2 separate regions of the Homo sapiens genome follow, and region 1 is linked to region 2. The links are chromatin loops, found by intact Hi-C in ENCODE. Cell type or tissue: Panc1. All regions are shown on one strand. Each heading gives the region's core, and the rest is flanking DNA. Links, peaks and the distances in the headings are about the cores only.

Region 1 (17,034 bases), core at 5,957-13,956, 480 kb before region 2:
ATTTTTTACTACAACACAAAGTTAGATCTTCCCACCACATTTACCGATACAGATATGAATATTTGTGTTTCTTCATAAGCCTCATACAATTGCTATCCCAAAGTCTTGTATCAAGTCATATTTTTGTTGTTGTTGTTGTTGTTGAGACGGAATCTCACTCTGTCGCCCAGGCTGGAGTGCAGTGGCGCCATCTCGGCTCACTGCAACTCCGCCTCCCGGGTTCACGCCATTCTCCTGCCTCAGCCTCCGGAGTAGCTGGGACTACAGGCGCCCACACCACGCCAGGCTAATTTTTTGTATTTTTAGTAGAGACGGGGTTTCACCGTGTTAGCCAGGATGGTCTCAACCTCCTGACCTCGTGATCCGCCCGCCTCGGCCTCCCAAAGTGCTGGGATTACAGGCGTGAGCCACCGCGCCCGGCCTCAAGTCATATTTTTATAGCATGTTAATGGAATCTCTTATGCTTCATCCATGTTGAAAATGAGTATTTTCATTTTTAAGTGTTGCTTGTATTTTATTGGCCAAAATTATTTCACTGTTTATTTCTGTTATTGAATTACCTGTAAATCTTATAATGCCTTAATAGGTCACTATTTTTGTCTTTGTCTATGGGGGGGTTGATACTGTAGGGGAAGAGCGAAATAATGTGGCTCCTAAGGAGGAAAGTAATTAAGAAAATTCCTACTGTTTTAAACTTGAATCTCTATAAATGCCCAAATTAGGGGCTTACTCATTGGAATTATTCCTTTCTAATTTCTTCTCTTTCCCGCTAACAGAGATAGGCATTCTTGGAAACAACATGTTTTGAAGACTGTGGTTGATTTTCTCAAATTTTCAGGAACAACACCGCTGACCCATGGTAGAAACAGTGTTCTAACAGAGCTGGAAGGTGCTAGTAAGTCCACAGTGCTGACATTCTTTCATTTGCATTTCTGGTTAACCTGCTCCTCAGAAAAGAAGTCTGTCATATAAAGTTTGGTGTAACTTCTTCAGTGATTCCCCTGCAATCTGATACAGACTTGGGCTCACACCTTTTTTGGAGGTAGGGATCTTGTCTGGCGTAGTCAACAGTACATCTCAAGAGCTCATTATATTTCTTTACACATAGTAAGTGCTCAGTAAAAATTTGTTCAATACAAACAAATAAATTTTTAAAAGAGAATACCAATATTGTTTGGACAGGAGAAATTCTTTCTAGCTCATATCACTTTTCAATAATTAGAAAAGATGACTTGGAAACTTTTACCAAGATAGTAGCAAGCACTTCTCTGTATAGAATTTTAGAGCTGCAAGGGACTTTGAAAAATAGCCTATTTAATTTACATACAAAAGTACTGAGACACACTCATTAAAGGCAGAGACCAGATCAGAAGCCAGGTTTTTTTGCTTTAACCATTCTGTCTTTCCTCTGGAGGAAAATCACTTTGCACATATCATCAGCTCTTAAGTTTGATCTCTGGCAAAGAAATAATAATTGATCTAATTATTTCACATTTCAGAACAACAGTTAAGTTTACAAATGAGTAAATTTATTTTGTTTATAGGTTTCCCCTTTGAATTTTAATTTCTTTTTAATGAGCTAGAATTTCCTTTGACTTCTAAGATTTTAAGTCAAAACTAATAATTACTGATAGCTGCAAAATATACTATGTTTAGACTGCTCTAAGAATAAATAGCTGTCAAATGTGTTAAGCTTTCATGGCAGATTAGATAATATTCTGAATCATTTGAAGGTATGTATTCATTCATAACACATTAACATTCATTCATTGAAAACATTTTCTGCCTAAACAATCTTCAAAGATTTTCTACTCTCTGAAGAATAAAGTACAAACCCCTTCTTGGTATTCGTGCTCTAAGACTTGCCTCTAGAGTACTTTTAAAATTTTCCTTTATTTCTTCTTAGCTTACCTTAAACTCCAAACAAATTGACGTGCTTATCGTTTCTTGTAGCTACCCTTAGTTTTCTAACCTTGTTGCTTTTGTTAATCCTTGTGTCCTTAATGTGGAGGTATTCATTCCTTACTCATTTATTCATAAACGAATACAACTAGTTCAAGACCTATCTCAAGTGTTGGCTTCTTAAGCTTTTGTTTTACATTCCTCCCCTCTGAAATATTCTCTCTCTTCCACATACTCCTAATATTTTATCTGATGCTTCAATGCCCCTGTTCCTTTTGACATTGTATCATGGTACTTTAAGTAACTTTTTATCTGCTTATAAATTCCTTAAAAAATATTCTTTATCTGATTTCTCTTCATAATCTCTGTAGCAACTTTTTCATTGTGGGTTTTCAATAAACCTGGAAATAATATATCTATTAACAACACAATGCAAAGGAAAATGACTTTTAAAAAGAGATAAACTGTCGTATTTTTATTTTAGGACTCTATAATTAATGATTGAAAATGCCTTAAAAGACCCTTATGGGAAACTGTTAAAAGTGTTTTGTTTGTTTGTTTTTAAATAAAAAGTTATTTAGCATGAACATACCTAGAAAAATGAAATGAGTTGTATAAATTCAGTGTGTAAATGTAAATGAATAAAATAATATGTGTTAGATGGGGTGACTGGTAATATACCAGCAGTCCTGCCATAAACAACTTTAAAACTGGAAAAACATGTGAAGCAAACATTTTCAGGCAGCAGCCAACAGCAGTGCAAGACTGTGCACACTGACAGAAGGGAATCTCTCCCTATGCTCCCATGATTGCCCAGCTTTCTGACAGCCAATTCCCTGACTATGGTGCAAGGAGCCCCAGTCTGAGGAGAGAATGTGGTACTCAGAGAAACCGAAGAGACAGAGATCAGAGTTGAGGGCAGCTTAGGCAGGATAGAGTAGGGCATGAAAGACAAGGGAAATTGGCAAGAGAGGTGACTCCAAAAGCTTATGCACAACAATGCCAAGAGTCATCCTCAGTGGTTAGGGGATGGGTTGTCCACGGATAGGGAAAGACCACATGGTGCTTACCAGATTAAAGTACTACAGGATTAACAGTGCAATACAAATACTATAAAATGAGCAGTGCTGGAGAAGAGCAGGTCTAGACATACTTTGGAGTATGTCTTGACATCTACCTCCTTCTTACCTTTGGCATTCTGCTATCACAATAGTAAGAAATCCCTGGCATTAGCTAGACACCATAAAATCTTCACATTAGGTTTGAGGACCAATCTCTCTAATTTCTACTATAGGTCTACCCTAGCAAAGCATAAAATGAAGCCCCATCAATATCTGGGCTTCATCCAGATCTGTACTAGCAAAGTGAAAGTTCAAGTCCAAGTAAGATCAATATGATCAGTCAGTAATTAGCCTACCTTCTAAAACAAGAACGAACAGTTTTCAGAAAAAGATTTTTAAAATCTAGAGGCTTAACAATGTATTATTCAAAATGTCCAGTATTTTCATTTAAAAAAATCACAAGGCAATCAAAGAGACAGAAAAATTTGATCCTTAGTCAAGAAAAAAGTGATTAATGGAAACCAAACCTTAGATGGCCTACTTGTTGAACTTAAACAGGGAAAGACCTTAAAGCCACTAACATAAATTTATCTTAAAAGGGAAATTATAGTCTTAATGAGTGAGAGAATGGGGATCCCTACAGAAAAATGAAAACTATGAAATAAGAATCAACTGAAAATGCTGAAATAAAACAAATACAGTAACAGAAATAAGAAGATTTTTAAGGGCTTAAGACCAGATTTAAGATGGAAAAAATAGTAAGTAAACTTGATTACAGGTAAAGAGAAATTATTTTATTTTAGTAACAGAGAGAAAAAACAATGAGGAAAAACAAAGGCTTAGGAATGTATGGGACAATATGACAAATTGTCTTCCTTTAAATGAAGGAAATTCGAGAACTGCTTTGTTTTGTTTATTTTGGTATATCCCTAATTCCAGATGACGGGCAACTAAAAGTTATTGCTTAATACATTTTTATTGAATTTAATTCTCATTAATTTTCAGAAAATCAATTACCTTAAAATATCAAATAACTGTATTTCATATGTGATATGTCTTTTTTCATCTCTAAATTAAAAGCTCAGTTTACTAAATGAAATATTTTTATTTTTAATAAAGAATGAATCTGTGTCCTCATCAAGTACTGGCAAATATTAATATCTTAAAGAGGTTGGTATTTCCAGCACCTCAAGATTATTGACTTTTGTTCACCCTTTCCTTTAATCCAAGTCCTATTAGAAAATTTGTTCAAAATTGGACCATTTGACATATGGATAAGAATAATCCTCTGTCAGAGAGATATGTTAAACGTTGTGACTAATTTCTGTGGAAGGCTATATTTTATCGTGTATGAATGTCTTTTATAAAGTGGATATGCTAATTCTTGCTCAAAAGATAATTGGCGTCTATAAATGAAATCAGGACAAATAACATAAATTTAAGTTTACATGGGAAATTTTTGGTTTGGGTTAGGCTGAAACATACCATTATAATACAGTGCACTTGGAAACTGTCAGGCCTGGGAATTGCCAAACACTCGTTGGAATCAGGAGCTGCAGACAGATTTTGAATCCGAGCCTAAGTTTACTGTCATATAAATAGAATAGTCAATTTTCTGAAAGGATATACATTCTTTTTAACCCTAGAGTATCACAAAGTCACTTATAATTTTAAGTGTTATCTTGTACTAAACGTCTGTTTCGAAGTTTAGCTCTTCTGTCTTAGGAATGAATTCTTGGAGCTCATTATGTGCCTGCATGTGATTTATCTTGAATAAAAAGTGGGCTCTCATTCAATTTTGATTACAAAGCTGTTTGTGGCTATTTGGCTTCAATCTGATTTGATTGATTTACTGCTTTTCATACTTACTGACAAATATTTATAGTTGTAATTTATAAATAAATAAATAAAGGTACTAATTTGGGGGACATGTTTAGTGATAGGAGCTATTGCACAGAAAAAAAAACTAATGAACTTTTAAAAAAACTTCCAAATATTTTACTATTATAACATTATCTTATATATATAATTCTCCATAGAATTCAAATTATTTAACAGATAGTCCTTAGTGAAATCTATAGTCTATTGCTGACAGGTTGGGAATTGGCACACAACTATGGATATAAAATAACAGCTGTGAAGCAATAAATTATGATTTGATTCAGGTCCTTCACTTATGAAATGAGAACTCAGGAGCTCAATAACATAACATCACTGACTTCCCTGGCCTGAATTGCTCCCACTTGCTCTAGTAAACAAATCTGTTGCATCTTTTCACCCAATCTTAACCTGGAAACCTAGCTTCACAAACCACATATCAGAACCAGCCACTGGAGTTGTAGGGATAAATATGTGCTCTGTAATGATGCATACAAGCAGAACTTCAAGTAATACACTTTATCAGAGGCAAGTGAAAAAAATAAAGAAGGCACATGATGTTCTGCATATTTAGAAACATGTAAGTATGTATCTTTTTAACCACTGGTCTTACTGCTCTGTAGTTCTTTTTCAGCTATTGAATTGTGACTGTTATTTTCTAATATAAATGTCACTGATGCACTTCTTATTCAAGGAATTACTCTTTTCAAATCTTCCTTTTTTCGTGTATGGGACATTTTTCCAATGTGTTCACAATCAAGAAGCACTAAAAATGGATTTAAAATCTTTTATCCTAACTACATTTACAGTACACATATCCTAAATGTGAATGTTTTCCCAAAGATTTCCCTTTAATAACATCAGAAGAGTAATACTACAACATCAGAATGCTAACCTTATTCATCATAAAATTACTAACTTTACCTTTTCTTGCTTTAAGTTGATTAGCGTTGATTAAATTAAGCTCTATAGTGATTGTTCGACATAGATATGTGTGAATTCCACTGGTGATTATAGCATACTTTTCTGTACTACTAAAAAAATTCTATGGAACATGTATCTTTATTTCAGATGTATGTTCTTAATTTGCAGTTATAGAGTATAAGTGTATCTTGAGATAAACAGATGATGGAGTCCATATGTTTTTGCTGTAGTAAGTCCAATTCTGAAATTAAGAAAGTGGTAATCATTTTATTCTTGACAAAATATAAGGTGCAGACAGCTATATTTTCACTTTCTGCTCAATGGAATTTCCCGTGTTAAAAGATGAAGGAAGATATGTGCGTTTTAAAATTCTCTTTCAATTGATACTAATACTAAAATAAACATGTAGTACCTACAAATATAGAAAGGTATTGTAGCGTACATCAGTATGTTAGATCATCTGAGTAGTGTTTATTTTTATTAATGGTTAGTGTTTGTTAGTGATTACATTTTCTACTAAGAGTACTCATGGTGCTTTGCAGTATAGAAAATCTTACTGGCACTAATCTGTAACAAATACACCTTCACTTTCACAAGAATTTTAGGTTTATTTCACAACCCTCTTGAGAACCTGTGATATGGAAGGTGCTCTGCCGGGCCCGTCATGTTGAGATCTACTCATGCTCTTGAGAGACTGCTCCTCTTATTTTCTTTTTTAAAAATAGTTATTTATTTTTTAATTTTTATTTTACTTTTAAGTTCCAGGATACATGTGCAGAATGTGCAGGTTTGTTACATAGGTATACATGTGTCACGGTGGTTCGCTGCACCCATCAGTCCGTCATCTAGGTTTTCAGTCCCTCATGCATTAGGTGTTAGTCCTAATGCTCTCCCTCCCCTTGTCCCCCACCCCCCTGACAGCCCCCTGCGTGTTATGTTCCCTTCCCTATGTCCTCTTTTTTATGAAATACTGAAGAATTCTGGGGGTTCCTGTAACTGACTGGGAAATGATGAAGTGTTTCACAGATGTCCTTATTCCCAAATAGCAACACCTCTGTACACACTACTTTATTATCTAGCCAGAGGAAAAACAAAATAAAGCATCTCAAAGAGTCTCAGACCAGTATTTATAACTGCCGCCTCTACATTCTCTATCATTCCACACACATTTTTATTTACCTCAAATACATATCCTTTTTTTTTTTCTGTGGAGTAGATTAAGAAATAAGGAACTACCCTCAAACAAAATAAGTTGAGGGCAAAAGGGGTCTTTGGTATTTCACTATTGAAGATATCAAACTATTTAAAATGTTTCTTCAAAGTCTTGCTTTAGAATACTTGCATCTACTCCAGATTTCCAGATGAACAAGCGCTTAGAACTGGTTACACATTTAATTTATAAACAATTTTTGACTGTCTCTGTACTCTGGGTTGGGTCTGGACAGTAAAGTAAGAAACTATCCTCTCTGAAAGGGCTTACTGCTTGGTCAGTGGAGAGGCATGTAAGCACAGAGGCGTGATTCAATGTTTTGTGTGTTGTGAGGTGCATAGAGTGCAGGCGAGGCGATGAGGTGGAAGAGGGATTCACAAGGGAGTGACATTTAATCTGTGTCTTGAAAAACATGTTGAAGTTTTCTAGGAAAAAGGAACATTCAGAGGCAGAAAGAAGAACAGAGACACAGAGGAATTAAATAAGATGTTGAGAGCAGGTGGAGCGTTTTTCCTGGTGATTGGGTTAGCAAGAAGGTGGGACAGAGGATGAGACATAATCATGAGGGGCTTCCAGTAACAAAGAGAATGTAAAGGAAGGAAATGAAAGAGTGTGTCTTGTAGAAGTGTATAGTGGACCTTGAACAAACTGTTTTGTATCTTCAGTAAACTTTAAACTTTATTCAGTCTTCAGTAAACAAAATATGCTTTCATAATTTTGAATGGAAGATCAAGATTTTGAAACTTTGAACTTGTAATTAGAGTAGATGCATCAGAAACTATAAGGATCACAGTTGCTAAAACATGATGCAGTATAAATCTATCGATACATGCAACCCCTTGTTCAAAGGACAAACTACAATGGTTATGAAAAGTATACAGAGAAAAGCCTTCTATTGGTCAATAAGAAATATAGGGGAATTCATGTTGCTTTCATAAAAGCCTATTTTTAATGATCCATCTCAAAATCACCTGGTGAGCTTGTTGAAAATGCCAAATTCCTGACCCTCCCCAGAGAAATTCTGATTCAGTTGGCCTGAGGGTGAGTCGCTGGGCTATCCATTTCTAAACACCCCGGGAGATTGCTATGTCTGTGGAAGCTGGAGAACCAGACCCCCTATAGTAAAAATGTGTTTAATATAGGTTTTTGTGATCTTGAAAGCATATTTACTTCGAGCATATTTGATGGAGATAGTGTAAATTTCCTCCCGGTTAATTCAGCCTGTAACAAGACATGGCCATAGGAGGCCATAACCATGCCAAGCCACCGCCTACGGGGTAGCAGCTGACTCTAATTGAAGGGCAAGTTCTTGCCCATAGCTGTGGTTCTGAAAGCACCGACGTATAAAGCAATGGGAAACATCGTCTCAATACACCGGCTCTTTGTTAACATTCAACCTACGTATTCTCCACATGAAATATTCCAATCAGGAAACGCTGGATTTGCTTTCATTTGAGCTAGTATCAGCTCTTTTCAGATGTATCAACAGATAAAAAGTTAAATAGGAAAGTGGCTTAATTGCTGTGGCACCAAAGCGTGGGCGGCATTCTCTCTCTAAATGTTGTCTGGGTACATTGCAATACGCTTAGGAGAGGCATGAGTATTGTCCCTGTTGAGTATCATTTGCTTAGGCGTATTCTTTTTAGTTATTTCATTTTGTTACACTTTTTGATAATGATAAATAGGAAATTATTGGCTTCATTTTAAAACGTGGTAGGATTGCAAGTCCGATGCTGAAATTTAAAATTCTCAAAGATGGAAAGTGGGGAAATAAAATGAGTGGTTTTCATTCTTCCCAAATTCCCACTCCCCTTTTCTGCTTCCTGTTCTTTGCTTTCTCTTCTGTCTGTGACTCGGTGACTCTTGTCTTCTTCTCTTTCCATCATTCTCTGTCTTCTGTTAAGCCAGCCAACAGCAAGACAAATGAGACTGATTCTCTGGCATGTCAGTTACTCTGTTGCATGATCTGATTATTTTTCCGTTTTGGTTTATTATATATGGCTGAAAGCTTCATCGTCGTATTCCAATGACTAAAGTAAACAGTATTTATGGTTTTTATGTTAAGTTTTATGTTATATAACTACACAGTCATCATTGATGTTTAATGTGTAAGGATATGCATTGTTTAAGTGTTAAAACATGTACTTAGAAATAATATTGGCATTTGTCTTTAATGGAAAAAACTTTTTTTTTTTACATTATGGTTGCCAGATTTGGCAAACCGGGAACATGACAAGAAACTACGTTTTACACATTCTTCATCTCAGTTACTGAGGAGACGGAACAATTTTCTCTCTGGGGATTCTTTAGAAATAAATCCCAACAAATTTCCATCTATTAAACTGCATGTTTTAAAGACAAAAATGGATGGCAGTTTGGGTTTTTTTTTTTTTTTTGTACCTTTATGATTATTCTAATAGGATTAGAAACAGATCAGAAGTCCTTGAGCTTCGTAACGAAAAAGAACACACTAGATGGTGCTGTGATCCTAGCAGCAAAACCACGCATTTAAACAGTGCTTATGTCAAAGCTGGAATGAAGGAAAGCCCAGTGTGCATATGGAATTTTGTCTGACACTAGGGGATACACTAATATCAGTGTACAATTCATTTTTGCAGCATTTATATTTACCTGAAAAAATGACTTGCTGAAGTTCTGCGCTATGACAACATTGTTTTAATAAATGTGTGTGCCAGTGAGAACATGAATGCTTACGTATGTTTATATGGGATAGGTATTCTGGTTTTATCTGATTTGTTTCTGATTTTTATCTCCCATTATTTCCTTACAGGTGCACTATGTTCCAATGCGACTGGAATAATCCTAGACACAGCTTCCATCTTCACACCATCTTGTCTCCCACCCTTTGTTCCTCCAAGTGAGATAGATCCACCATCTGTTTCTGTCCAGACCTTGCCTAGCCTATCAGACCAATTTCGAATGTCATGCCTTTCATGAAACCTTTCTGATTACCTCAATCATTCCTTGTTTACTTTTTTTTTTTTTTTTTTTTTTTTTGAGATGGAGTCTTGCTCTGTCGCCCAGGCTGGAGTGCAGTGGCACGATCTCGGCTCACTGCAACCTTCGCCTCCTAGGTTCAAATGATTCTCCTGCTTCAGCCTCCCGAGTAGCTGGGCCTACAGGTGCATGCCACCATGCCAGACTAATTTTATGTATTTTTAGTAGAGACGGGGTTTCACCATGTTAGCCAGGATGGTCTCGATCTCCTGACCTCGTGATCCGCCCGCCTTGGCCTCTCAAAGTGTTGGGATTACAGGCGTGAGCTACTGCGCCCGACCTCCTTCTTTACTCTTAATTCTCATAACAACTCTTTGTATTTATCTTATGCATATTATATTCTGCCTTGCACTGTTGTATACTTTTCTTACTATACTGTAAGCACCTTGAGAACACAGATAAATTCATATGCATATTTTCTCTTTTTCCTTCCTCTAGAAACCTTTATAAGAAGTACTGCATCTTGAATGTAATTGGTGCTCAACAATATGCATACAAGGCAGGAGTAAAAGAATGAAAAAATAAATTCCTGTTAGAAAAGCTTTTGTTCTGGATATCACTGTTTGCCCTCCAAGTTCCATCACATTGCTCCGAACCATGAGAAGCAGACCTCTGTGGAATCCATCAACCAGCCATGCCCCTTGGCCTCCAGCTGGTGTGGCCAATGGGAAGCACCACAAGAAATATGAAGATAAGAAAAAAAGTGTAGAGGTATTTATTTTTCCTTCTCCATCTGAGCCAAGTCATGAGTTGGCCCAACTGTATTCTTCCCCAGAAGGCCACAGGTATCTGGTATCTGGCTCCGTTTCTTTGCTCCTTCAAGCCATGGGTGATAACTTTGGATGTTTCACTGTCTGTTTTCCTTAACTCTGTCCTGTTATTAAACTCTCTGAAATAACCCCTTTTGAATATGCCATCTATGACTCATACACAACTGATGACCCATAAAGGACATTGGAAATGAATTGCTTCACATAAGAGGTCATTCTGATAATGCAAACAGGACACAGCATCTTAGAGGACTGTTTATATAATTGTGATTTGATTTTACCTTTATTCTCAGGTCAGAAGACAGCCTACTGTGACACGTAAGTGTCTACTCTGATTTGCATAGAAGTTTAAAATAAGCATCTTAATGATTTGAGAACATTCACTAATTGCTAACACTATTAATATATTTCCTTGTTTTATAGCCCAAGAGCCATTTATATATTATCTCATCTTAAAACATTCCATCAGTTATTTTTCTGCTTACACATAGAATTTCTAAATCAAAGATCTGAAACACCAATTTTCACACCATTCTCCAAGGGACCTAGATTCCTAATGTAAGTTTTAACTTCAACATGAAAAATAAAATATATTTGTCTTTTTTAGTTTCTAGCAAGTCTGTGATCAAGATGGACATCAATGTATTAGAAATTATCATAAAATGACAATATTAAACACCTCGTTATTGGATAAGATTGAGATGAAAATTCCTTCCTTCCTTCCTTTCTTTTTTTTTTTTTTTTTTTTTTTGACAGAGTCTTACTCTGTCATCCAGGCTAGAGTGCAGTGGGGCGATCTCAGTTCACTGCAACCTCCGCCTCCCAGGTTCAAGCAATTCTCATGCCACAGCCTATAGAGCAGCTGGAATTACAGGCACGTGCCACCACGCCAGAAAAATTTTTGTGTTTTTAGTAGAGACGGGGTTTCACCATGTTGCCCAGGTTGGTCTCAAACTCCTGGCCTCAAGGGATCCACTCGCCTTGGCTTCCCAAAGTGCTGGGATTACAGGCATGAGCCACTGTGCCCGGCCCCAGATGAAAATATTTTATGTTCATCAAAAAATATATAGTAATTGAGAAATCTGTTCACTGATTCTCTTTCAAAACAGACAATAGCCACGTGAACTCTCTGAGCCTCACTTTTTCAGCTATAAAATAGTAGTAATTTATCTAACACACAGAGGTTTCGTGATTATTAAATGGCATAGCATATACAATGCCTCCTGCTGAGAGTTGTCAAAAAAGTGCTCCATACATACCAGTTTTCTTCTTTTCCTCAGTCACATAGTCACTTATTGGATAGATGCATCTATAGCCCAGGTTTCCTGACTTCATATTCAGGTCTAATTCTGCTTTACTGGAGCTCCCCTAGTTAGCATTCATGTCCACTAACCTCTTTTTTAGTTATAATTTTCTTTTTTTGCAGATTGTGGAATATAACGTATCAGGAAAATACAGACTGCAATATGGATTTTACTCACTATTAGAATTCCAACATTTATTTTGGTGTCCATACGCATATGCAGTCATTATTTTAGACATTTGTTGATTTCCCTTCTGATATTTACAAATTATGAAATAAGAAAGCCATGACCTATGTAATAACAGCATTTGATCTTTCATTCATAATTTACTAGGCTGTGTGTTTTTTTGAGATTGCTAATTAAATGACCCATTTGACTGTATTTATATTTCTGGCTTAATCAAAAAGGACATTCAGATTCTTGGTTGTCAATAACCTGCCTCTTGACTTCTTTAAATTGTCTTCCAAGTACTATTGCTGAAATTGCAGGGCTCATACCCACCCCCAGATGTCTCAACTGTTCATTCAGAACACAAAGCCTTAGCCTTGTGTTTGTCTTATGCGAAGTCCAAATAGGATCATTTATTCTAGTTCCTGTAACTCGTTCATAGATTGCTTTTCTTTGTAAGAGTTCCTGTTCTGATGACTAATCTTTATATTACTTCCCTTAGCATGGACTTCTGGGGATTAGGACCCAATCCCACATTTAACCATCGTAGTCAGGATCTCACACCTTACAGCTGTTTCTCTAAAGTCTAGACACAACCACCTGGATCTCCACTGCTTACTTAATAAGAGTTTTACCTCTTACCTGCTTCCCTTGTATGGGAGGAAAAGTAATATTTTAACTCACTCATTGTAAGACTTATGGTTGATACCCCTGAAACAAAGACAGATTAACAAGAGAAAAGTATAACAAATTTATTTAAGTTTTATATGACATGGGAAACTTTAGAAATGAAGACTCAATGACAAAGCAAAAGCTGTATATTTTTATGCTTAGTTTTGATAAAGAATAAGTAGTTGGACCAAAGGGAGTATGAGCTAATGGTAATAAACTAGGGGGAACTTAGCAAGGCCAGTTTCTTCCAATTCTTCTTGGCTTCAGAATATAGGGCAGGACCTCTTTGGAGTCAGCATCCTATGATTTACTTCCAGGGGAGATAGGTCATATAATTATTTTTATGGTGTTAGGTGAGAAAGGTGGGAGAAGGTCAGGAAAAAGAAAGAAAAGGTCAGAGAGCCCTTTCTGCTTTTGCACGTTTGTTAATTTCCTCCAGCTTAACATACTGAATATGTCAAAGTGTCATATTTTGGAGTAATGTTTCCTGCTCATCATCACCATGGTCTTCCCACTTTTCAGATGCTTTGCAGACATTGCTGACCAACTTCTAACATTGGTTCCCCGAATTCTGGAAGGACGGCATGCAGCCTAGGTGTCTGTGTCTCTCACAGTCACAGATTTGTCAGCTTTCAAGATCCCAATTCATGCGAATCTAACCCATTCCTTGGCTGACTAAGTCATGGGTTTGACACTGGGGAGATAAAGCAATTCTGGGGGGGAGATGAGTTTCTGAATTTGTTTTAAATGTAGGATTTGTATCAAATTGTATTGCTGATTAAAGGAAATTTATAGTTCTTGTTCACATATTCAGTCTACTTGGTTTGAAACTATTTTGATGTTTTCACTCTTCAGATATTAAGGAAAGGACAGACTAGCTACACAGAGTTAACGGATAAAGGTAAAAACACACCATAAAATCTGCAGAGCAAGAAAACACCTAAACTTCAGTCCCTGAAAAACAGAATATAGTTCTTAATTTTCTTTAAAACTTTTCAAAGTTTCTCCTGAAGTCTGCCTATAGCCAGGCATCAAATACACACTTACACTTATATATACAAATGTACATCCATTTATGTTTGTGCTAATAAAGGTATGTTTTACATATGCGAATATATGTGGAGACAGACAGGAAAATAAATAGGCAGATGATAGATATTCTCTCACTCACACATGTTAATTTTCAGATAATTCCCTCTAGACCAGGGATTTTCATGGAGCAAAGCATTTGTCCTGCTGATGGGGCTGCCTTGGTCTACACTGACATATGCGATGAGCAAAGGACAGTGGCTTTTTTAATGTAGAAGCCACAAGAGAATATGTCATCTGATGTGCAAATTACCTCTCCAGAAGTATGATTACTTACAGGCGAGTCCTAAAACACATGCCCTCTGCCGATAGCACACCAAATACAGCCAACCACGGTGCAACTTTGGACACAGAAGGCCTTGCAATGTTGTAAGTCCCTGTTTCCTACTCAGGCCCAGTAGTCACTCACATGAGAGAGAGATTAAAAAAATGTCCTAAATCATCTTCTGCCTTTATCAAACCATGGTCTGTGGAGAAGAACTAGGAGAACCCTACTCCACACAGAGAAAATGAATGCCATATTATCGGACACCAGGAAAAAGGGCAGGAATTGAGATAAAGATGATGTTATTGCCACATACAGTACAAATGTAATTATTCTGTATGGAGGAAGGATCACTGTACATATGAAGAAAAATCATGTATCAGAGTTTTTGTCTGTTTTCTGAAAAGAGAGTGTTTTTTCTTGAGAAATGAATCCTTCTGTAATTTGACAGATATTTATAGTTGTCTAAGACTATGCAAAGTGACACTTAAAATAGTAACTGCAAACATTTTTGAGAATTTACTGTGTGCTCAATATTTTATATCTTAAAACTGAAAACCACCTTATGTCATACTCTTATTTTCTCCGTTTGACTGAGGAAGCCTTGGGGGAGTAGGATGCAATCAGGTCAAACATATTATTAGTAGTGGACAAAGAGTATAAACAGCTTTCTAGTAACTGCACAATCCTAGAATAAAAGAAGGAGGATATTGTCAGTAATGCATACACTTCCCATTATAGCTGTAGATATAAATGAGATGGAATAATTCTTGAAGAAATTATAGGTACTTATCAAAAGGATTTTTCATACCTACTGGTGACAAAGATAAGATAGGAAGGAACCAGGTAAGCATGACTAATTTTGATTTTTGTCAATTAACTTGTTTTGTTCTTATTGAAAACACAAAGATCTTGACTCTAGCCTACAGAGGGCAACGTAAGCTCCAAGCCAGCACTTGCTAAGATCTTTCTTATCTGGTTTTGCACACTTGGGGAATAAGATCTGGACTCTGATAATCATTGTTATTTGAGTGACCGTATCATTTGCACTCAGAAGACCCAAATGCAGATCCTAGAGATATGTGAAACAAAACTCAATGCTATTTAAATATCAAAATAAAAGTTGAGGGACAACCAGGGAGGATGAATACAAATTCTAAATAGAATCAATAAGTAAATTAGTTGAGTCTAATCTGGCTGTAAAGTCATTTATATGAGAGGATTACAGATTCAAATTATGCTAGAAAATAGGGTATTATGTGTTACCAGACTCCAAAGACAAAGTCTTCAAGAGCACCCATTTAGAAGGCATGAGTCCTTGCTTGGCATTGCAGCTGACTAAAAGGCTCAACTCATTATTTAAGATCCAAGAAAAACTATCCTGGTGTATGCACTTTCAAATATTATTGATCCAGAAAAACAAACAAACAAACCAAAAAAAACCTCTCTATAAGAATGAAACCTCATTTACTGAGAAATTAATCCCAATTTTCTTAGGATAATTACCCCAAATTATCTTGGAAAGGTAGAGCTACTTCATTAGCGGTACTGCAGATGCACCTGGTGAACAAAATATACATTTTCTCTTTTTTTTCATAATTGGACCTGCTGAGATTGAGTGGAGCACATGTCTATCCATCTAGAGAGGACACTTGTCAGACTCCCCTATAGTTGTAGCCATATGACTACATTGTAAACAGAAGTTTGTTACACCCTCTCCTAGTCTTTCCATTAAGATAATTTGAGTGTGTACTACCCTGGCTTTTTCTCCCTTCCTGCTGGGTGGGAGATTGTGTATATGGAAGTAACGACTTTGGACTTGAAAATATAAGCGACATTTTGGAAATGGAAAAATCCATCTAGTCAATCCAGAGTAGGTGAAGAAACATTCTACTACTCACCCACCTCTTAACTCTTTCTTTCTTTCTTTCTTTCTTTTTTTTTTTTTTTTTTTTGAGACAGAGTCTCACTCTGTTGCCCAGCCTGGAGTGCAGTGGCACAATCTCAGCTCACTGCAACCTCTGCCTCCCGGGTTCTAGTGATTCTCCTGCCTCAGCCTCTCAAGTAGCTGGGATTATAGACACATGCCACCACATCCAGCTAATTTTTGTATTTTTAGTAGAGACGGGGTTTCACCATGTTGGCCAGGATGGTCTCAAACTCCTGAGCTCTGGTGATCCACCTGCCTCGGCCTGCCAAAGTGCTGGGTTACAAGCGTGAGCCACCATGCCTGGCCTAAACTCCTACATGAGAAAGAAATAAAATTATAACTTGTTCAAGCATATGAATATTTTAACAGCTTTATTGAGATATAATTTACATGCCACCTCTTTTAACTGAACCATTCAATGGCTTTTAGTATATTGGCAAGGTTGTGCCATAATTTAATTTAGAAACACTTGAATCACTCCCCTCAGAAACCTTGCATCCATTGGTAGTTACTACCTAACCCCCAAGCCCTCATTCAGCAGCGCTTCTCCAGTTCTGCAAAACCACTAACCTACTTTCTATCTCTATAGATTTGCCTATTCTGGATATTTATATAAATTGTATAATATGTGGCCTTTGTGATTGGCTTCCTTCATGCAGCATGTTTTTCAGGTTCATCCATTTCGTAGCATGTATCATAACTTTATCACATTTTACTGCCAAATAATATTCCACTGTATAGACATGCCACATTTTGTTCATTCGTTCATCAGTTGATAGATATTTGGGTTACTTCCAGTTTGGGGCTATTACGAACCATGAACATTAGTATACAAGCTTTTGC
Region 2 (17,034 bases), core at 2,973-10,972:
CTTAATAACTTAGTGGTTCTCAGAATCTTAGAATGATGGAGTTAAAACAAAAAATCAGCAAAGGGTTGAAAGGGTGCCTATTCTTTCACAATACCAAAACACTCACATATTCATATGTTAATATATTTTGGTAACCATAGAAAAGTGGGAGAAAGAAAAAAAATTTGACCCTCTTTTCACTGCCATTTTGGAGTATTCCTCTGGACTATGTCCTTAATAACATAAGTATGCTCATGCTTTACATATACGGTTCTCAACTTATTTCTCTGAAGGGTATATCATACTTAGTTTTCCATGGTATTACAAATCTTTTATGTCTTAATGACCATTGAAAATATCACTTTCTAATACCAATGTACATATGTGAAAACCTACTTAACCATTTCCATAATGATGTGAATATTTTTAAAATTTTAAGTTACAATAAAAATTTTGGTTACATTACTTAACTGGTGGGTTGGTTTAATAAGTAAGATATGCTGATCATTGTGCTCAGTGTTGCATATACAATGATAGGTGAGAAACGATGATTGCTTACAGAGAGTCTGCTGTCTTCTCCATCATAAAGTGTTTTCTACATTCAGAATGTTTACCCTACTAGGGATTTCTGAATGTGAAAAAAAATAAGCATAAATATAGTAAAGGCTTCTGGTAGTTATTACCAAATTAACTTCTTAAAGAGTATACCAATTCATAATTCCCCCCTTAAAAATATATAAAACAAACATATTTTGTATTATTTGATCCAGACTTTTAAATTACGACTAACATAAAACTAACTCAAACTATGATTAAGTTAGAAAAGCAAAGTGGGAGCAGGAGGTTCAGGACATTGATTTAAGCTCCAGTAACTAAATAATAAAGGGCTATTGTTGGCTTCAGGTGTTGAGAGATCCAGGGGCTCAGACAAGAGCATCTGGGCTCAGGTTTTTTCCATCTCACAGCTCTGATTTTTTTCCGATGGCTTCACTCAGGCAGGCTCTGTCTACTTGGGCATATAGATATTCCAAGTTCCATCCTCCCAGATTTTTAGTCTAGCAAAAAGTGAGCACATTTCTCATTTCAATAACTTTAACAAATGTCCTAGAATTGACTTTCATTGGCATGGCTCGGTCCTTGTTAATCTTGGAACAAATCACTGCGCCATGAGACGAAATGATGAACCAACTGTGAACTGATGACTGATGAATCAGCTATGAAATACACTAATTGGCAAAGCCTGGATACCATGCCTCACTCAAAAAACAAGACTGAGTGCCTAGCAGGGGCAGTTTCCCAAAGGAAATAAGACCGTTCACATAAGGAGAAAGAGCAATGGATACTGGAAGGGCAAAGACAATTGATATTCCCTTAAATTGGCAGTATCATGCTTTAAGCAGATGAGAAAACTAAACTCAAGAAGGTGAAATAACTCAGTGTCATCCTGCTAATTAGGCACTAAACTGAGAGTAAGACCCAAATCCATGTGCTCATACTTCAGTGCTATTTGGATAATTCTATATTTCTTCTTTTCATTATCAACAAATAATTGGCTACCTATTGTATATAGAGGTTTGCTCTTTATAGTAGCTGAAGATTTAGTTGAATGAGACAAAAACAATATGCTAAGTGACACAAATCAATAAATAGCTAGAAGAAAAATATGAATTCGGTTGAGAGAAGTGTAGGAAAGCCTCGCAAATGAGGTGACCAACCTGGGTGAATCAAAAATTATATCATCTCTACTGCAACGAGCACATTTTGGGGGACGCATTCCATCACACTCCAAAAAACATTTTTTCCAATAAGGTTCACGTACCCTTTCCTCCACCACGAGGGGCATGTAGCTCTGGAAACCACGTGTGGCCTGTGTCTCTCTGAATGCGGAACCCAGGCTGAGTTGGTCAGAGGTGCACAGTCAAGTTCTGGGCCAGTCAAGTTCTCTTCCACAGGAACTCAGGGTTTCTGCAATCTCAGCGAGAAACCAGAACTCAGCTGAGGTCTGGCTATGAGCACAAGGTTTGGTGTTCAGAAAACAAGCAGGGTCAAGAGACTACCTGGTCCTTAATGAATTCTTAGATTCCTGCTGTCATCTCGGTTTGAGGTTCTTGTGAGGCACAGTCATTGTTCTGTGAGTTCAGCAAAATATCTCAATACCCCCTATATTTTACTGAACTTGTTTAACTCAGCTTCTAGTATTTGCTGCCCAAAGCAAATATTGAATGTGACATTAGTTCTGATATTCATCTTTCTTTCAATTTCTCTAAGAATTGAATCCTAATATTTCCTATTTTCCTTCACACATTTTAAAACCCTAGGTTCTGTCAACTCAGCTCAGATCTATTTGATTTCCTTCTTCCATAAGCTCAAGAAAATTTACAGTATAATAATTTTATGTATAGTTTTTTAAAAAATAGTTAAGTTTCAGCTAGACTGTAAATGTCCTAAGAGAAGGAGTCACTGTTTCATGTTTCATGAGATTTCACCTGTGTACCTAGAAAAAGATGCAGTTTATTGCTCATAAATAATAATGGGTCATTTTATTTCAAAGAAATTTTTCATAAGTGTTTTACATAAACGAGTCTTCCAATAACATAAATATTCATAATTAGCTAAGTCCTCATCTTCTTATGTATGAAACTACCACATACAATGACAAAAGCAATCATGGTTTCCCAGGGAACAGCCCTGAGCAGGGATTGTACAGCTGGGAGTAAATCATTGGTTGGAGGTGCTCTATCTGTAGGAGAGCCAAGTGCAGCCAGGAGGGGAGTAAATCATTGGTTGGAGGTGCTCTATCTGTAGGAGAGTTAAGCGCAGCCAGGAGGAATCGCATTCTGCATTTCCACCATTTTCCCACCAAGCTTGTTTTATGGGTCAAATTGATTTAAATAAATTCCAAAGGCAGCCTTAATGAGCAAAAACTATCACCAAAAGGAAGCCACTAGGATGTAAGTGGTGTGAGAAGAGCATCAGTAAGTCTTTGCCTCAGCCACTAATATAGAAATTGTGTGGATATTGCACAGATGGGGAAATGGAGTCAACTCTTTTCTCAGTGCCCATCTACTACGGCTTCCCCAAACTTATTCCCAATAAGGAATAAAGAGAATGAAAAACTAGGATGTGTTTACCTTTTTATTTAAATACTTACTGAGTAATAATTATGTGCCAGACATAGTACTAGGAAAATGAGATTGCAGTTGTGAAAAAGAAGTGCCGATTGTTTGATTTCACAAAACATATCCTCTATTCTAGAGGGAGATGCGAACGCATGAAAGGGGAACCCTGATATGGTGGAGTAAGTGCAGTGAAAGGAGAAGTGTTCTGGAGACATGAGGAAAACCATACAACCCAGGAAGCAGAGGAATTTTCCTGTAGAAAGTAACATCTCTGCTGGGAATATTCAGGTGAGGAAGACGAAGTGAGATGAAGAATGGGTCAAAAATGGAACCACATTCCCAAAGGCCCAGAGACCAGAGCGAGGTGCAGGAAGCTCAGTGCATCTGAAAGTTATCCAGGATGGCCGGAGCTCAAGTGTGAGGTGAGCGATCAAAAGAAATTAGGCTGTCAAGAAAAGCTGGGACGAAATATTAAAGGGTAGTGAAGTGTGTTGTCAGACACACTCTACTTCACAGTATACTTTATAGGAGAAATCTAAGGCAGGCAGGGACATAATCAGCAGGCATTTCAGAAAGCTGACTGTCATAGTAAACTAGAGAAGATATCAGAATGGGAAAAAACTCAAGGTGGAGACGTTAGAAACTAGTTAAGAGACAGTATTACAGACATTAATCCAGGGTAACATCTGTAGAGGCCTGCACAAGACTCCCTGGGAGATGAAGCCCAGCGGATGTTGCATGTCAGGGTCTACGGAAGAACCTTATGCACCTTGTGAGCCCCCTGAGCAGTCAGCATACGGGTCGTTATACGTTTTTTTCAGCATCCCTACCTTGGATCAACTCACACAGGAAAAGATGTCACTAGATTACAGCAGAGTCATGCTTTCCTCTTTCTTATGAGGTGCTCAGCTGAAACACGGACTTGGGGCAGTCAATTTCCCCTGTCCTTTCTTTCTCACTAAAAGAACCACGATTTGCTCAGGGAGTCTAATATGTTCAAAAAGCTGCTTCCTGCCCATTTCCCTGCAATCTCTGTGGCCTGTGAGAGGTGAAGTCTACAGAGTGAAACTGCAAAGAGTAAGAAGAGGCAGATTCCACTCCACATGCTTGTTTCCTTTGCTCTCAGCTCTTCTTCCTGTCTGGAATGCAGACGTGTTGCCTGGAGACACAGCAGCCACCTTAAGGACCATAGAAACAAAAAGCCAAATGCCAAGGATGGTGCAAAAAGAAGAAAAGGGAAACTGAGTCCCTGAGACCTTAATGCAACTACTGATTTGTGTCAGTAAAATAAACCTTTGTTTACATCCTGGCAATTGGCTCCTTTAACATTCAGCTGAAAGCAGTCATAAGTAAACCAGCAGTTTTCCTTGTCACTTGACAGAGCCCTCTGGTATTCTTTTTTATTTTCCTTTTTTGTTGAAATAGTAAAATGAGTATTCTTTATAGGAACAAATAAATATCCATCTTGATCTTCCAAGCTGGCTTTCCTAGGCAGAGCTTTGTGAGGGAAATTTTCACGGTGATATCCTCAGTCTTCTGTGAAGGTGGGATAATATATCTCCAAAAGAATTTGTAGTAATGTTTGGCTCTCTCTCTCTGTCCACTTACAGTTTTCCAGCCATGAAGACAGAATCAAAGTAATTTGATTTATTCAGGGAAATAGACTCTCTCATTTCCATAGAATAATAGTGAAGAAAATAAAAGAAGATAAGACTTAACTCATCAATTAACTTTGACATTGTTCACTTGCCTGAACACGCCGTCTGTGTCAGGGAACTTATCTTATCCTTGTTGTGTTATAAACCTTTCGTGAAGCCTTTGGCTCCTCACCTACCTCATCCCAGCACAAAACAGTATGTTCTTCGCTCACTCATTTATTTACTCTTTCAATAAACACTAAGTGCCTATACTAATTGCTAGCATTGTACTGCTCGTTAGATATTAAAGACAAACAAAATTCCATCCTTGACTTCAAAGAAGGTGCAGCATGCCAGGACGGGGGACATTTAACGACCAACAGCAAATGTCTTGGTGCTGTGAGTCGGGCCTCCACAGTGCAGTGGGGCAGCGTGGAGAAGTGGGTAGTTCTACTCTGAGATTAACAAAGTGTCCATAAAAGATGGAGTGCTTGAGCAAATATTGAGTAGATGCTGATACTCAACAAGGGAACAAGGGAAGTATCCATGCCAGGCACAGAAAGCAGTATCATCAAAGGCACATGGTAGAAAATGGAATATGGTACATGAGCTTGCAAAAAATTATGCAAAGAGAAGGTCAGAAGCTGAGGCATAGATAGACATGAGGAACTATGGCCATATAGAAAAGGGTGATATAGGCCAGGCACGGTGGCTCAGGCCTGTAATCCCAGCACTTTAAGAGGCCAAGACAGGCGGATCATCCGAGGTCAGGAGTTCAAGATCAGCCTGACCAACATGGAGAAACCCTGTCTCTACTAAAAATACAAAAAATTAGGCAGGCATGGTGGTGCACGCCTGTAATTCCAGCTACTCGGGAGGCTGAGGCAGGAGAATCGCTTGAACTCGGGAGGCGGAGGTTGCGGTGAACCGAGATCGTGCCACTGCGCTCCAGCCTGGGCAACAAGAGTGAAACTCTGCCTAAAAAAAAGAAAAGAAAAGAAAAGGGCGATATAATCAAATATGAATCTGGGTTTTAGAAAGATCATTCTAGAGGCATTAAGATATCTCACCAGACTCAGAGAAATGATTGATTTTTGCCCTCCACATTTAAGATGAGATTCTTAATGTCCTAGGGTAGTAGTTATGCCTCTGAGATGACAATGAAGAACAAATGTTTAAAATACAAAGAACACAAATAAGGAAGCCTTGGTGATTGGAGATGGGAAATAAGAAAAAGGCCATTCCAAAGATTATCTAAATTTCCTTTTTGGGTGACTAGGCAAATCAGGATTCCATTTTCTGACACAGGAAATAGATTAAAAAGAAGAAGGTTTGAGGAAGAAAGATTTTCAATCTGGCTTTAGACTGAGCATCAGTGTGGTCTAGCAGAAATGTACATTTTGGAAGAAGACAGAGTTGAGTTCAAACCCCAGGTGTGCTGTGTATTAGATCTGTGGCCTTGGTTCTCTCCTTTATGTCCCTGAGCCATGATTCCATCTGTAAAATATGGATCACAATTTCTTCCTTGCAGAATTGTTCTGTCTTACAATATGTACAAGATGCTTATTGGTGTCTCGTGAAATGGTGACTGCTACCATTCCAAACCTGGCAGGGGTACCTGTGTGAAATCCAGGTGAGATTCTCCACTGGCTGCTGCAGAGCTGAGATTCATTGGACCTCGATGCATACATGCTCCTTTATTGAAGATGTCCAAAAATGTTGGTCACATTTCAGTTAATCTGATGATGAGAGGGATGCAGTGAACCACAGAAAAGGATGAATATCTTCAATAAGGATGAGAAGAAAGGAAATATCTTTCTATCAATTGCTTTTTGCCAGGAAAATTTACACAAATATGTCATTTCAATCCTTTCAAACCCAGGGAAGTATATGATTTTATCTCAAATTTAACTAATAAGGAAACTGAAATTCAGGAATATTAAGTGGCTTTCCCAAGGCCACACAGCCAGTAAGTCCCTATTAGGAATTGGGCCTTGATAGGCAGCAAAGCCAAGGTGATGTCACTACACGAGAGTTTGTGTGTTTCTTCCATGCTGTAGTCTTCCTTTCCCCAGGTAGATAGAGAAAGGGTCAAATCGCACAATGCTTTGGTTGTGCGCAGGACCATAATGGCCCCGGGTGTACAGGCTGGCGACTTACTGATACAAGCCTGGGGACGGAGCTCACGGAAAGCTCAGCACTGAGTCACAGACATGACTTAGAAGTGCCAAACTTCATTTTAGAAGACCTGGGAGGGTCATATTTTTTTCTTGGAAAATAAATAAAGTAAGATTTAACAACACACTGTGTTTCCTTTATAAAATAACAAATGCCCTGCAAGAAATATGTATTATCTCTATCACTCGGGGGAATTCAACGTAGAATTTGTCCCTGAGCTTTAGCAAGGGCTGTGAGAGGGATGCACACTGCCCTCTGCTGGGGGGTGTGTATAAGCACACGGTGTACAGTGCAGTCTTCATCAAAGGAGCTGTATTTTGTATGTTACTTAGAAAAGTAACAAAGGGTGACAATGTGTATGAGCGACACAGTGTTTACAGATGCATCCCTGATGCATAGTGCATCCCCCTCACAGCTCATCTTAAAGCTCCAGGACAAATATATATACTGTGTGTGTGTGTGTGTATATATATATATATATATTTCCATATTTTCTCCTTATAATATCACAGATTGGCAAATGACAGCAATCTTTAGCTTTTGTTTAAAGATACAGAAAATCAAGATGGTCAATGAGACCTCCAAGGACATACAAATATTCACTCATCAGAGCAAGATGTAACTCACTTTAGCATTCTCTATAAAAGAGCAATTCATGATTATTAGAATGCACATGAATCACTTGGGAATTTGTTTAAAAAAAAAATGGGCCTCATTCCCAATGACTCTGACCTAGTTACTTGAGTGAAGCCCACGAATTTGCATTTTTAACAAATGGCCACATATTCTGAGGCAGGTCATTCACAGACCTTGTTCTGAATAAACACTGATCTACAATCCTCTTTATCTCCCAAAGTTTTTTATTAAAAGTTGACTTGCAGAAAACTTCAGATTTTAATTTTTCTTTCCATCTGTGTAACCCTAAACAATATTATTTACCCTCTTGTGTCCATCTCTTCATCTGTAAACACTATGTGTTGCTCATACAAATTCTTACCCTTTGTTACTTCTCTAAGTTTGTGAACAGAAATATGTAGCACTTATATATGGGTGCTCAGTTGATAATTCATTTCTCAAAGGCATTACTATTTTAAATTATAATAAAAAATAGGCAAACTGCCGGTCAGGTCCTATTTTCCACAGGACACATACAGGAAAATAAGTCTTAGAGACTTAGTAACAGCTGGTAAGGGCAAAACCTTGCTTAAACTTGGACTTTCTAACTCAAATCCAATTCTCACTTTGCTGCAGACTCTGTCATCGGAAGCTTTTCTCAAAATTCTTACCCATATGTTTTTAACTAAGAAATAAAGGCATACTGAGTTCTCTTAGTGCCCTAGGAAATGTTGGTCAAACTCAAGGGAAAACTCTGGAATATTTTCTCTGTTCTTCCTAGTAAACTACCTGACGTCTACTGGGTGCCCTATAGACATTGTCAGATTTATTGTGAGGCCATCTTGGGACTCACACTTTGACCAAAGTAAAACTGTTGCTCTAATTCTAATCAATCTCTCCCCAATATATAACTTGAGTGGGGATTCTCATGAGAGGATACATGTAAGAGTTTTCCTGGCTAGAAACATATTTGTTTTTAGTTTGATATAGAATCCCAGAGATTACATTTGACCAAAACATTTCCATGACCTTTTCCCTGCATCATAAATCACAAAAATGTAAAGATTATCCCTATATGATTTAATGCTATGATAAATTAAGTTTTAAAGTATTTTTATGGATAGAGAAGTATTTGCTAACAATTCTGTTCTATACTTTTTCTGTTGAGAAAACACACTTCCTAGCCCTTTTAACTTCTACATCTCTGAAAACCTCAGGAAGAAAGTGTGTTAGGGGATATGAATATAAGAGAACTGTGGCTGAATTTTAAGAATTTCATGATCTCAAGCTCCTTCTTGCACAATTGAAATAGAAAATAAAGGATGGCTTTAACAGGGAAGGTATATTTAGCTGTGATTTAAAAAACAAACGAATTAGATAAATTAGCAGTAGTTTGCCTGTTTGAAAAAGCAAGAATCTTTCCCAGGTTATTACTTTGGTTGTTACTTTTTCTCTTCAATAAGAGAGTAGACCAAATAAAAGTTTAATCTAAAAGTTACCAGTTCAGTCTAAACAAGGAGAGCAAGAAACTACATTCAAGCACAAACTTAACATTAGATAATTACATTTCTTAAATCAAACTTTTGGCCAAAATGGAACTGTAGGCAAGCTTCTATTCCAAAAACCATCCAAAACAATTCAAAATGCTCTAAGAATGTAACAAGACACAGCAACAAGACAAATGATAGAAAGCATTTAAAAAAAAAAAAAAGTCCTCAAATTATAGTGTAAAATTCAGAATAAAAGAGTTGCCTCACTTAGAAAGCTTTTTTTAAAAACTCATATAAACACACACACACACAGATACACAATCCATATCATCTACAGGACTGATGAATGGATAAATCTATTTAAAGATAAGCTACACACATATCTGACATAAATTGTACCATACTTTTCATTTCACTCAATAAATTTCTAATGAAAGAAGAAACAGTCTGTGCTAAAATACAATCTATATTTTAATAATAACTGATCCAGGAGCACCTTTATATACTCTAATCTCAAGTGAAATAATCTCTAACATAATAGAAACTTGATTTCTACTTAAGTAATGTTGAGTTTCTTTTAAAAAATATTTTTTTCTCTCTTAGGAGATTCTTTTGTCAACATTACACATATTTAGAGAGTGTTCTGTTCACCAATTAAAAAAAAAAAACTTCCAAAATAAATCCCTTCTTAGCCTTTTTCTTCAATGGCAGGGATCCAATATCTGCGGTAATTTTGCTCCTTATTATTATTTTTTGCCCAAACCCATCCATTTCCATCCTTCCTTAATCTCTTCTGTGCCCAAGGTGACACATGGCACCCTGTAGACCCTGTGACCTCTCTAAACCCCATGAAATCCGGCCTCATTCCTGCTGGTTCCAGCTGGTACACACAATTGGAGGCATCAGTACAGGACTCTGGAGCTCCGGAATGGAGAAATGTCAGCATATTTTCCCTGCTCCCTTCCTTCTTTGTTCCATTCCCTCCCTGTCTCTGGCCCCATTACTTGCTTCCAGTTTTCATTAGGCCCTGAGAAAATTAATTCCTCCATTTCTCCCTTTTGCCTTGGAGTCATAGAGGCTTCCACTGTTTCTTGCTTCTAAGATAGACCTTTCTCTGCAAGATAAGGAAGCAAGCAATTTGGGAAGTCCATCTGGTGCCAAGTACATCTATTCCAACTCTGCATTTAGAAACTGGGAAAATATTCACATGGTGTTTCCAGGGACTCACAATGCCTCAGTGAGATGGCTCTGGGTGCCAACCGCACTTCCCCCCAGACCTCCACAGTCACCTGTCCCTTTATCCCCTCACCACCAATGGGCCATGGTGATATGTTGAGCCAGCAGAAATTAATGTAAACGCAAAGCCAGCATTGAGAAACTTTTGGAGGATCTGGGTATTTGCCATTCCCCAATTCAAAGTTATCCTGGTAAATACCTATTGTACCTCTAGTGAAGACATAGAAAAAAATTTAGAGCATATACTTGAGGTGCGTTATGGGACCCTGCCTCAGAGGAAGTGTCTCTTCCTCAATCAATGAACTCCAGATCCATGAACAGCCTGCATTCTAGGAACTGGGTGAAAGGCTGTGTATTACTACTATTGTGATCTTGGTATATTTCTGTCCACCATACTGGGATTTTCCCCCAACTATTTAGATCAAGCAATATCTTCTAGGCTGTCAACTGAGTATTATCAGATTCACCAAATCATAAGGCTGAACACAAGTGTAATATTCCGTTACTAAGTGGGGCTGATGTGTCTGAGACAGGTCCCAAGCAAGTTCAGAATATGCATGTAAACTGCATGTGTCTAGACCCACCCTTGCTGTTTTGTGGTCTTTCTTCAACTCAAATCTGTGGCTTAGTAGGAAATTCTTTATAACCAGTATGACTAGATATCTGAAGAGAAAAAAAATGAAGATATAGTGGGTTTTTTCAAGATTTTTATGCTAAAATTTGGATAGAATATAGTATAGTTTCATTTCAAAGTGACCTTGATAGATGGCTGTAAAATAAAATGTTCCTGATAGCAACAATTGTGAGCATATAGCTGGTTGTCCACATTGGTTTGTAGAAAAACATAATTTGAGGTATAGATTTTCACTGCAAAATGAATACAGGGTAATAATTTGACCAGTTGAAAAGAATAAGATTGGTAAGGTTGAGAAGAATAAAGTGGTCTTTGGAAGGAGTATTGGGCTGCATCTCTTGGGATGAGCACAGTGTATAGATAGTTGTGTGTTCAAGAAATGCCCAGTAGGGGGCATCCACTGCCGAGCATGCTCTCAATAAGCAGGTGAACAAGAGACTTTGTGCCAACAGCAGAAAGTGGCTCAGAGCCTCGAGCGTGGCACAATTCCTTCAGGTGTTCAGGAGCAATTGGTTGCTATCCAGCCATCTGGTGGAAGTTGATGACTTTGGCTTCCTTAGATTAGGGAGGACCAATAGTTTGCCCTTCTGGGAATAAAAACATGGCACCGAAACAGATTTGCTTTCGTTGTCTGCATAGCTTCTGCTAGCATCATGATCCGTTTAAGAGAATGCCTTATTCTCCATTTACTATTCCTCATAAGATTATTCTGATTCAGAATTTCACAAAAATATTTGCTTCCCATACCCACAACCTTGCACTTGAAAGACTTAGGGGCGCTAGTCCTAAGAGAGAAAACTTTCAAAAAAGGGAATGAAGCCTTAGTCCCATTAATGTAGAAGCTGAGACTTCTTCCTGGTCATTTTCAACTCTTCTTGCTACTGCACAAACAGGCGGAGATCGATTCCTATTAATAACAGGAGGTTGGTTGCTGCTATACAATGTGGACAGAGAGTTCTATATCTGGAATCCAGGGTACTCTTCAGTATACCTCTTAATAGTCCCATGATCATTTAAAAAGTCAATGAAAGCTGTGACAAAACAGAACAGTCTTCTGAGAGAAAGACTAGTGGGGTTGGAAGAAAAACTACTTCAAGCAACAAAAGCTGATTAAAACTTAGCCTTGAGGCAAGGATCAAATCAAGGCTAAAGCTGTTTATTCCCATTATTAAAACCCTTTGAATGGATTAAAGTAGCACACAGTAAATCCTTTGAATTGGATAAAATAGCTCAGGGAAAAGAGATTAAAGGTGTGGATCTCCCACCTCAGCCCGATTGGCCTAGGGCCTGTAATTAAGTTGAGGGAGAGCAAGCATGGGGCAAGAAGCAAACAAATACTGTAAATCTGAGAAATATGTCCAAAAGGAATTCTGGATGTGGTTACCGGAACATGTAACGGACTAAGTCAAACATTTTAAAAGCTGCTAAGGTTTTAAGAGAGATTACTATTGAAGGAGTCATGAGCATGAGCCAAAAAATAAAAATAAAAACCTTATTCAAGAACCAAAATAACCCTCAGTCCTTAAGTTTCTGGCAGGCCAGGAACAGGCTGAGAAAGCCGCTGAACCTCCAATGACAACATAGCATCACAGTCTCATGTCCAATTCATATATGGCCAAGAAGAATAATAAAAAAGAGGGAGGAATAAACAACTGGAAAGAGTAGCCAAGGGCCATGGGAAAAAGTTAGGAGGGGGGCCTTCTAGGAACATGAATTACTGTCTAAACAATCAACATTCTCCACTTTCCCAGAATAAGGGCCCCTCATGACATTTGTCTAGCAGGATTTTAGAATATCTACAGACCAGCGACTTCTCAGTGTTTCCCATTCTTCTGATAGTGATAGTTGTCTGTCCCTGTTCTGCCATTGCACGCTGGGGTTGAAGGTGGACGATAACTTGTCTGTACACAGATCTGCAGACCAAGAGGGAGCGTGTCTGGATGAATAGTATTTGGCATCACTTGGATATCATGGGCATCAAAGCTAGTATATGTTTTGTTGTTGGAGGGAGAGGGAGTGACCGAAAGTGCAGAGTAGTATAGTCATTAGTGCCGTTAATCAAATATTCCTTTTTTCTCCATTTGGGGCACGTGGGTCAGATTATACTTCCTGGCTAATTTGAAGTTGCTTTGACCAGTGAAATATAAGCAGAATTCCATCTTTTCTGGATTGAAGTCGTTACACGATTTGCCACACCCTCTTTTTTTCTCTGCCATGATTAACAAGCAATATTCCATAGAATAGAAGTTCTATTGTCCTGAGTGAGGACAGTGCTGAGGGGAGCCTCAGCCAGATTGCACACGTGGTATGAGAGAGAAATAAATCGTTGTTTTAAGCCACTACGACTTAAAGTTATTCATTATCGTCACATAACCTAGCCCATTCTTTGACTTATTTACTCAAATTCAATCATTATCAGACTTGGGAGAATCTGTGACTTCCATTCGCCACATTATTTCTCACCCTTTTTAACCTCTCAATTTTTCCTCCCCTCCATTGACAATGCTGGAAAATGCAACCTTTTCTTATCTAAAATAGCATGTTCTCCTTTAATTATTTTGTTATTTATTACTCTTAATCTATAATTTCTACTCAGCCATTTTACCCTGGCCACATTGATGTTAGTCCTTTAGAATGTTTCTAAATAAGCCATTTTTTACTAATGTAATAAAACTCAAACCTTTGAAAGAAGGTATGAATAAAATCTAGTTTGAACAATTCTGTGGATGAATACACATAGTTTAATGATACATGCGTGTTTTTAAAATCAGATTGGCTATTTAAGAGTCATCAGCCTCAGGAAAACTCGCAGGGTGGGTGTCTTACATGTAAGTTTCTTCAGTCACACATAAAATGCATGGAAAAGAAAGGCCATCACGAACGTATCACATCGTATTATAAAGAACAGAGAGTTCTAAGCTCTTCTTTTATTCGTAATTATCATTCTACTCTAACTCAACCCTGGAGCACCTTTGAAAATAAATCTCTTCCTTTCCATTTTTTTTCTTTCTTTTTACAGGCAATTCATATTATGCAACTATAAAAATGAGCAGAGAGCCTTCAAACATGTGAGCAAACTACAAAAAGCAAGCAACCTTGGAATTGAATTTCCTATTTCTTCAGGTACCAGGAGGTAGAAGACACTGTATCAGGGAGATGTTCTCTGCTGTTTCTACAGGATGAGCCACAGGCCCAGATTTTGGGCAGTCTTTGAACTGATGCTTCTGGAGTCACTTCTACGTTCCAATACACGGTTTTATTTTATTTATTTATTTATTTTTGAGACGGAGTCTTGCTCTGTCACCAGGCCGGAGTGCAGTGACGCGATCTCGGCTCACTGCAACCTCTGCCTCCTGTGTTCAAGCAATTCCCCTGCCTCAGCCTCCAAGGTGGCTTGGATTGCAGGCACAGGCCACCACGCCCAGCTAAATTTTTGTATTTTAGCAGAGGTAGGGTTTCACCATGTTGGCTGGGATGGTCTCGATCTCCTGACCTCGTGATTCACGTGCCTCGGTCTCCCAAAGTGTTGGGATTACAGGCGTGAGCCACCGCGCCCGGCCCCAGTACATAGTTTTAAAGGATAACAGGGGCCACCTGTCATAAGTCCACCAAACCAACCAGAGAACTGTGAAGACTCAACTGCCACTAAAGCTGCCAGCTGTCCCATCATTTCCAAAAAGACCAGTTTTGTAGTTCCAATTTCTGAGTGTATTAGAATATCCTGAAAACTTTTTAAAGAAATAAATTACCGGGTTTCTCATTTAACCTGATAAATAAGAATTTTTTTATGGACAAGTTTTTTACAAGATTCTTAGCAGGTAACTGGGCTTGTCTTACTATTTGGAAACCAGTGTTTTATTTAGTAGACACTAAAGTTTAGTAGTTCCTAATTGGGCGGTGGGTTTGTCCAGAGAGCCTTACACTAACTCAGCTTCCTCCTTTCCCTGCACATCTCAGAGACATCATTAAGGGAAATTTTCAAGGTTTCCCTTATGTATATGAATATTCCAAAATGCCTGTAAATTTAGTTAATAATTTAGAAGTTCTATTATGACCATGATGCTAACTGAAGACCCAGATTCTATTTTATAAAGTGTTGCTAAACTGGTTTATAGCAATAGTAATTCTCTCCTCATTTCAGGGAAACATGCTGCATATGAAAACCTCTTCAGTTTCACCCCATAACCTCAGACAACTTCCCCAGGCATAACTCCTTCCTTCTGCGGTAAGTAGCAGCCCTCTGTCATCATCGTCACTATATTCTGTCCCTTAAACTGGCATTTGTTTTATGTTTCAATAATATTAATAGTCACATATTTATACTCTGATGTTAACTTTTAATTTTAACTTGCCATTATCTGATGGAGGTGAACTCCATTATTTTTAGTTTAAAATGTTTCTCAGTTTTCTAGAGACACACCATAAGAGGTATGTTGTGATCATCAAATGGTGAAGATTTATCCCAAGTACTTTAGCAGGATAGAATTCAAATCAAGCTTTGGATAATATACTAATGTGTTAGTGACTGTAATTAATTTTCCAATGACGCAAGATATATTTAAAATCTAATCATTGTTCTGATAATAGCATAATGTTGGCATTATTTTCAATCATCTTAAGTGTCCTGGGGTGGGGGTCAGGGAGGGTGAGGGAGGCCATACAGTCATCATTTGTCAACCAGAATCTTTCCTTTTTTATTGTTTTATAGGGGTAGAGTTGGGTCAGAATTGAGCTGAGACAAACTTGAGAAGTAAAGTAGGAACAATTTTGCCCTACTCTTCCTTTTCTGCCAATGCACATTTCTGCTCAGCCTGCTGCTTAAATGCTGCCTCCATTTGTGGTCTGATAATGGATTAAAGTGTTAGCCCTCTCAGGGTTATTTGTATTTTAATAATGCAAAGTACCACATGATTTTAAGAACTGCAAGGCTAACATTCTAAAACTGTCTCACAGGAATGTGATTCTGCTTCCTTCCAATGCCTCTGATGCACAACCTCCTCTCCTCTCTCCTTAAGAAAAGACCTTGAAGCAGGTTATGGACTCCCCAGCCTTCCTGGAGTCTAAGGAACATTTCCCTTTGTGGATGCTTACAGTGCAAGCCCGATTGGGTTCAAGAGTCAGGTGACTGTAGTTCATCAGCTGCTGAATATAGTTACATGCTGATGTCTATCAGAAGAAAACATAGTCAAGAGACATTTATGCCACCCTTAAATATATATATTAAGTTATTAAAGGATATAAAAATAATTATTCCACTAGCATCACTTTGCAGTGTCAAGATATATAGAGAGACACAATTCATAATTTTACACTTAATTAATGCAGAGTAATAAGCTAGTTTCTCCATAATTGAATAACAGCCTGTGCTGAGTCTTCTGACAGGCTTTGGGCAATAAGCTTGAATGGCCTTGCTCTGATTAGTTTAAGACATGCTTGTGAGTGTCTTTTTTTTTTTTTTTTTTGGCACAGATATGGGTGGTTTAACAGAGTATATAAATGTCAGGGAAGTCCTTTGGTTATGAACAGTGAGTCACAAAATGATTATGGACATCATAGGTTATTTATTGTAGTTCTAGGACATTTTGGAACTATGATCATTAACATAATATAGTTGTGAATCTTTTTGGTTTTCTACATCTGAGGAATTAAATGGAAAAAGGCCATCGAAGAACTTTTCACTTTCATGCTTGACTACCTTAAAGAATCCTACATAAAATAAATCCAAATTTTATTGCTTACATTTTAGAGACAGTATTTTATGAAGATGCTTAACCACCAGGATTATAAGGACAGGCAGAGATATACAATCAAACACCAAGCTTTGCTTTATCTTGAATGGTCTAGATTAAAAGGTAATAATGTTCACTACTAATTTTCAAGCATATTTAATGCCAAGCACTATAAGTACATTATCTCATTTCATCCATTTAAAACAAGCCACAAAAAAGGTACACATCTCCCCATTTTACAGTTGAAAACATTGAGGCTCATAAAGGCTTATTTGCATACTTTCAAGCGCCTACATTTCTAAATTCAAAGCTCATGCATTTCCCTCAGTGTCATGCTGCTACTCTAATTATAAAAGCAGTGTGGAAGGGACAACATGAATAATTTAATTTGACTCGTGTGTTGGCTGTTTTCCAGCT

What was found. Peaks named below come from ENCODE experiments on the same cell type or tissue, not always from the same donor. Only the 100,000 strongest peaks of a DNase experiment are listed, where the experiment ranks them.
Region 1: a loop joins it to region 2, with 3 times the contacts of the local background. A loop is called at or near these places in 38 of 110 quality-filtered maps.

Annotation. Positions count from the first base shown.
Region 1 is chr4:176,554,310-176,571,343 of GRCh38, forward strand. No RefSeq gene overlaps it. Among named protein-coding and RNA genes, the nearest start is that of HAFML, 91 kb to the right of the region's middle. In Panc1, for the core only: CTCF peaks have their summits at 9,443 and 9,650; a DNase peak (open chromatin) is centred at 9,451.
Region 2 is chr4:177,040,369-177,057,402 of GRCh38, forward strand. No RefSeq gene overlaps it. Among named protein-coding and RNA genes, the nearest start is that of LINC02509, 170 kb to the left of the region's middle. In Panc1, for the core only: a CTCF peak has its summit at 7,168 (motif pointing left); a DNase peak (open chromatin) is centred at 7,163; H3K27ac peaks cover 836 bases.